Regions from separate parts of the Homo sapiens genome. Here region 1 is linked to region 2. The links are chromatin loops, found by intact Hi-C in ENCODE. Cell type or tissue: HCT116. All regions are shown on one strand. Links, peaks and the distances in the headings refer to the core of each region. The heading gives the core; the rest is flanking DNA. Region 1 overlaps TRIM2 (tripartite motif containing 2). Region 2 overlaps TRIM2 (tripartite motif containing 2).

What was found. Peaks named below come from ENCODE experiments on the same cell type or tissue, not always from the same donor. Only the 100,000 strongest peaks of a DNase experiment are listed, where the experiment ranks them.
Region 1: a loop joins it to region 2, with 8 times the contacts of the local background. A loop is called at or near these places in 63 of 110 quality-filtered maps.

Annotation. Positions count from the first base shown.
Region 1 is chr4:153,206,298-153,209,218 of GRCh38, reverse strand. The region is part of intron 1 of TRIM2 (tripartite motif containing 2); the gene reads right to left. Among named protein-coding and RNA genes, the nearest start is that of TRIM2, 3.3 kb to the right of the region's middle. RefSeq lists enhancers at 1-19, 2,320-2,921. In HCT116, for the core only: a CTCF peak has its summit at 1,462 (motif pointing left); no DNase peak of the experiment used is centred there; H3K27ac peaks cover 155 bases.
Region 2 is chr4:153,317,449-153,320,369 of GRCh38, reverse strand. The region is part of intron 8 of TRIM2 (tripartite motif containing 2); the gene reads right to left. Among named protein-coding and RNA genes, the nearest start is that of MND1, 26 kb to the left of the region's middle. In HCT116, for the core only: a CTCF peak has its summit at 1,475; a DNase peak (open chromatin) is centred at 1,489.

The DNA of each region.
Region 1 (2,921 bases), core at 99-2,598, 110 kb after region 2:
TATGAATGTAAACCACATTGGTGTTCCATTACTCTAGTTAGGGAGGCATTGGGTGCACCAAGGTCACCAGGCTCCCTGCTCCTTACGTGCCTTCAGGGGCCTGTCCACCATTTTTCCTGATTCCGCTGTGTTAGATCTTTGGCTGCTGGACCTCAGTTTTCCCAGGGTTTTTCATAAAATGGGCCTGGTGAAGAAATGACTCCAGTCTTGTCAAATCTTAGGAAGAAGGAATTGATGCTGGATCTTCTGAACGAACACATTTCTTTGTGTGTGTGGATATGGTTCTCAGTACCCACCCACTGCTCCAGATGTGCTCCCAGCTCCAGACCTTGCCTTGCAGGCTCACACTTTTGTAATGTATGGAAATTGTAAATGTTCTCTGCTTGGAATCCTCTGGAGCATCATCTAGAAACCTCCATCGGGATGGATGCAGTGTTCCATCTGGGAGGGAAAAGGAACGACCCCATGCCAAGCACTATGGAGGGCAGTCTACATGTTCTAGCTTTCCATTCTCATCATAGCCCGATAAGGCAGACAATATCGTTCCCATTTTCAGGTGAGGAAAACAAGAACTGGAGAGGGTAAGTGACTTGCCCAAGGTCACTAGCAGTCAACCAGCAGACCTGAGACTCGAGTTCAGCTCTGTTTGACCTATGTTCTGGTCTTGACACATCTACGGGATATTATATTTTCCATACAATTTACTATGAAAATTTTAGATAGTGACAAATTTTACATAAATGAGTTTTAGATTTATTTATTGTTTATTAAATAATAAAATTATTTATTATAATTTTAGATAAAGATAAATTTATCTAAAATTGTGTAATTTCTTTGTGTAAGAAATTACACAAATTTCTTCTTGTGTAAAGTAACCAACTTGAATGTATCATTACCTCCTGTGAAAATAAAAAGTGTACTTTCCTTTTGAGACAAGGTCTTGCCCAGGCTGGAGTGGACTGGCACAATCATAGCTCACTGCAGCTTCCACCTCCCAGGCTCAAGTGATCCTACCGCCTCAGCCTCCTGAGTAGCTGAGACCACAGGTGTGTACCACCATGCCCAGCTAATTTTTATTTTTATTTTTTAGAGACAAAGTCTAACTATGTTGCCCAGGCTGGTCTTGAACTTTTGGCCTCAAGCGATCCTTCCACCTTGGCCTCCCAAAGTGCTGGCATTACAGGGTTCACCACTGCACCTGGCCAGAAGTGAACTTTTCAAACCACACACAAGACCCATCTATTATTCCTGGATGAGCCTTCAACATGGATAAGCATGATCAGCAAGGAGCTCAAGGGTGATTTCAAACCATGTTTAACTTACGGCTCATGAGTTCCTCCGGGGAGATTTCTGTCAGATCTAAAGTCATAGACAGAAGCTAGAATGGACTTTGAAGATCATGCCTCAGGACAGATAGAAAACCGTGACCCTGAGGGACTCCCTTTTCCAGAGCCACCTGCTGGCCAGTCCCGGATGGAGACCAGAACGCTGATGTCCAGCCCGCCCTTCTTTCCACTGCACTGCATTCTCTTAGCATTTCCTTTATCCAATGTCACCAGTAAATCAGAGAGACATTTGGTAAACTTAGATGGTATTTAGGACTGTCGTTAGATGCTGGTAGCAGTCATAATAAAATAATTAATATTCACTGAATATTTGCTGTGCACTGAGTGCTGTATAAGGAACTTTGATGCATGACCACATTTAAACCTCACAATCATCCAGTGAAACAGATTGTCATCCCATTATTTGGCTGAAGGAATACAGACTTAGGGAGATTTGGTAACTTGCCCAATAACATATAAGTAAAACAACGAAAGTGAGGCTGGACTCCAGGTTCGTCTGAATCAAAGCTCTTGCTCTTAACCCCTTGTTTTTAAACCCGTGTTCTTTGGCTTCTGCCTCTGTGTGTCGTCTGTCCCCCATCGGCCACCGCACCGCATAGGCCTACCAGTGTGGCTGGCCCTTCCTGGAATTTAGCGAATTTTACAGATAAGGGAACTGGGGCACAGAGAGGTTAGGGAACTTGCACAGAGTTACACAGTGAGTAAGTGACCTGAAGTGTGAATCATGAGGAAGGTGTGATATTGTGATTTATAATAAGAAATATATATTTGGTCTTGTCTCTGCTTCCTGGCACATAGTTCTTAAAATCCTTGCAATTGGCTGGGCATGGGGGCATGCACCTGTAATCCCAGCACTTTGGTAGGCTGAGGCGGGAGGATCTGGAGGATCGCTTGAGCCCAAGGGGTCAAGGCTGCAGTGAGCCATGATCATGCCACTGCACTCCAGCCTGGGTGACGGAGCAAGACCCTGTCTCAAATTTAAAAAAGAAAGAAAGAAAACCCCTTGGAATGTACAAAGTGATAAAGAGCCTTTTTGTATGCTAATGAGATGATTGACGACTGAGGGCTCCCAGATTGCCTCTGGAGGGGGCTGGTTGCCAGGGGAACCAAGCAAGTGATTAGAGAGTTGGAACTTTCAGCCCCTTTCTCCCTACTCCACCCATACACACCCCCTGACCCTGTTTCCAGGGAGCAAAGAGGGGCAGGAGGTTGACTCAATCACCGATGGCCAATGGTTTGATCAATCATGCCTTTGTAATGAGGCCTCCATAAAAACCCAAAGGAGCGGGTCTGGAGGGCTTCTGGATAGCTGAACACATGGAGACGCTGGGAGAGTGGCGCCCGGAGAGGACATGAAAGCTCCAAGACCCTCCCTAGCCATCTCTTCACCTGGCTGTATGTATTCATTCAACTGTATCCTTTGTAATACCCTTTATAATAAACTGGTAAATGGAATTAAGTGTCTCCCTGAGTTCCGTGAGCTATGCTAACAAAACAGTGACCCCAAGAAGTCAATCTCTGACTTACAGCACAAAGTTAGACAAAGTTACACAGCTTGTAATCTACCTGAGGAAG
Region 2 (2,921 bases), core at 246-2,745:
GGATGGGACTTTGCATGATGGGGACTTTAGACTTTATATGCTCCTTTTATTCTTCTAAGTTTATAAATGATGAAGATTCAGATTTCATCTCTTTAGAGCAAAGGAACACAATTACTTAGGAAAGAAACAGTGGTTTTCTTGGCAAGAGGAACTGCTGTGTAAATTTGATTCTGATTCTCCAATCTAGCCCAAAGATCAAAGAGGCTATAACACAATGGTGGGTAAAGAAATGGCATTTGTTGTTTCATGTCTAAATGGAGGGTAAGTCAGCAGAGATCAAAAGGGAGAGAAGGCACTTCGATGATTAAAACAAGAATGTCATTACTACCTAACATTATGAACACTTGTAGTTGCTTAGATGACTCAACCAAATAATATCAAATGGATAATTATCTAGAATAAAAAGAGAAAATAAAGGGTTACTTCCATTCTATCATGTAGTGACAACTAGGGCAGATCTGAAAGAATAACTTAAACATTGAACCAAAATTTCTTTACACTTCCCTTCATCACTCCTAGTTTAGCTGCACTGGATTCAACCAAGTGAAAGGTAAGAATCCCTGCATTTCCCTGATTGTGTCAACCCCATCTTAAACAGAATAGTAAACAACAAAAAATATATATATATATTTTTTTTTTGAGACAGAGTTTTGCTCTTGTTGCCCAGGCTGGAGTGCAATGGCGCAATCTCAGCTCATTGCAACCTCTGCCTCCCGGGTTCAAGTGATCCTCCTGCCTCAGCCTCCCGAGTAGCTGGGATTACAGGCGCCCATCACCATGCCCAGATAATTTTTTGTGTTTTTAGTAGAGATGGGATTTCACCATGTTGGCCAGGCTGGTCTTGAACTCCTGACCTCAGGTGATTTGCCCGCTGCGGCCTCCCAAGGTGCTGGGATTACAGATGTGAGCCACTGTGCCCGGCCCAGCAAAAATATTTTAACCCTGCCTTTGGAATGGTTTAATCAGGGTATTTAACTCAACAAATAGTTCCTTAAATTGAACAGGAAAGAGATGAGATATTTTAGAGTAAGGTGGCCAGAGGTGTTTCCATTTGTTTGGATAGAAAAGGTTTCTAGATGGGCTGGAAGATAGGAGGCAGTGGGGAAGATAGAATAAATTCAGAGGAGGCAGAGAGAAATAAAAATTAGGGCTAATAAATTGGTGAATAAAAGAAAAGGAGATAAGATGTTACATCTCTGGAACTACTAGGAATAAATACAAAGAGTCTACACTGGTGTTAAACGTGTGTCTTTCTCAGCACTTGTTTAATTTTACTGAGTCCCACCAAAGAAGAAAAAGAAGAAAATAAGTATCTCTGTCTATACCTGTGGATATTCCACTTGGATGAACTCCTGTGAGGGTCCTAAAGTGTTTTTACATGCTATCCTTTTACCCTTTGGGTTTTGATCAACACCTATCATAGAAGAGGGTATTGCTGAAACTACACCACCTCCACTCCCCCAATCCTCTAGGGGGCATGAGTGTTCTTTAGAGTTTATTCTCATTATTACCTTTAATATTCCAACTCTAAGAACCCAGTTCTTCTAAGAGTGTCTATTACAGATAGACTATTGAACCACTGAACAAAAAATGCTTAGAGAGCCCTTCTTCCTTAGACATAAAACTCCTGTCTCCGTAAGTGAACCTATTTTAGTATTAGCTTCTGAATTTACAAAGACAGATCACGGTTTTGCTAGAGTATAAAACATAAACAAATGGGTTGCCTCCAAACTATATAAACATTTTCAAGATATTCAAGATATAAATATTCACATTAAACTTGTCATATTTGGGTATGTCTTACCACATATACAATTATTAAAATGCAAAAAAGGGGGAAGAAGTTAGAGCTACAGAAAGGCAGGAGATTTTTATATATATGTGGTCATCATACAGAGCCATTAAATTTCTAGTGAAACCAAAAATTCAAGGGTGATTGAAGAATTGCATGCAATATTATGGAATAAAAAATGACAGTTTTTCAGTCTCCAAAATTGACAAGATGCTGCCTCACACAAAACAGAGGCTCAAATCTGAGAGTTTCACAATTACGTAACTCATTTCATTAAAACAATGAGGGGACTACAGCAGTCTGAAGACTTTAAAAAGGAAAACAGAAATTCTTCCAGAAAGAAACCAATAAGTACACTTTGAGTAATCTTTAGAATTCCAGATTGGATTATGAAAAGCAGCATCTCCAAACTCCTAGACAAAGTGATGACCACCAGGTGCCTGCATGAGGACATGAAGCCCAGATCACAGCTGACCAAACAAGACTTCATTTTTTGGACAGGGTTACTAGCGGCATGGAAAAGAACATTCATTTCTTAGATCCTTATTTTGTATGTGGCACATAAAATCTCATTTAGTCTTTGCTTAAATCCTATGAGATAGGTCTTTTTTTTCTTTTGAGACAGGGTCTTACTCTGTCACCTAGGCTGCAGTGCACAGGTGTAGTCACGGGTGACTGCAGCCTCTAACTTCTGGGCTCAAGCAATCCTCCCACCTCAGCCTCCCAAGTGGCTGGGACTACAGGCCTGTGCAACCACACCTGGCTAATTTTATTTTTTGTAGAGGCAGGGTCTTGCCATGTTTCCCAGGCTGGTCTTGAACTCCTGGGCTCAAGCAATCCTCCTGCTTCAGCTTCCCAAAGTGCTGGGATTGCAGGCATGAGCCACCATGCCCAGGCAAGATAGATCTTTTTTTTTTTTTTTCTTTTTGAGACAGAGTCTTGCTTTGTCGCCCAGGCTGGAGTGCAGTGGCACGATCTTGGCTCACTGCAAGCTCCGCCTCCCGGGGTTCACACCATTCTGCTGTCTCAGCCTCCCCAGCAGCTGGGACTACAGGTGCACGCCACCACGGCCGGCTAATTTTTTTGTATTTTTAGTAGAGACGGGGTTTCACCGTGTTAGCCAGGATGG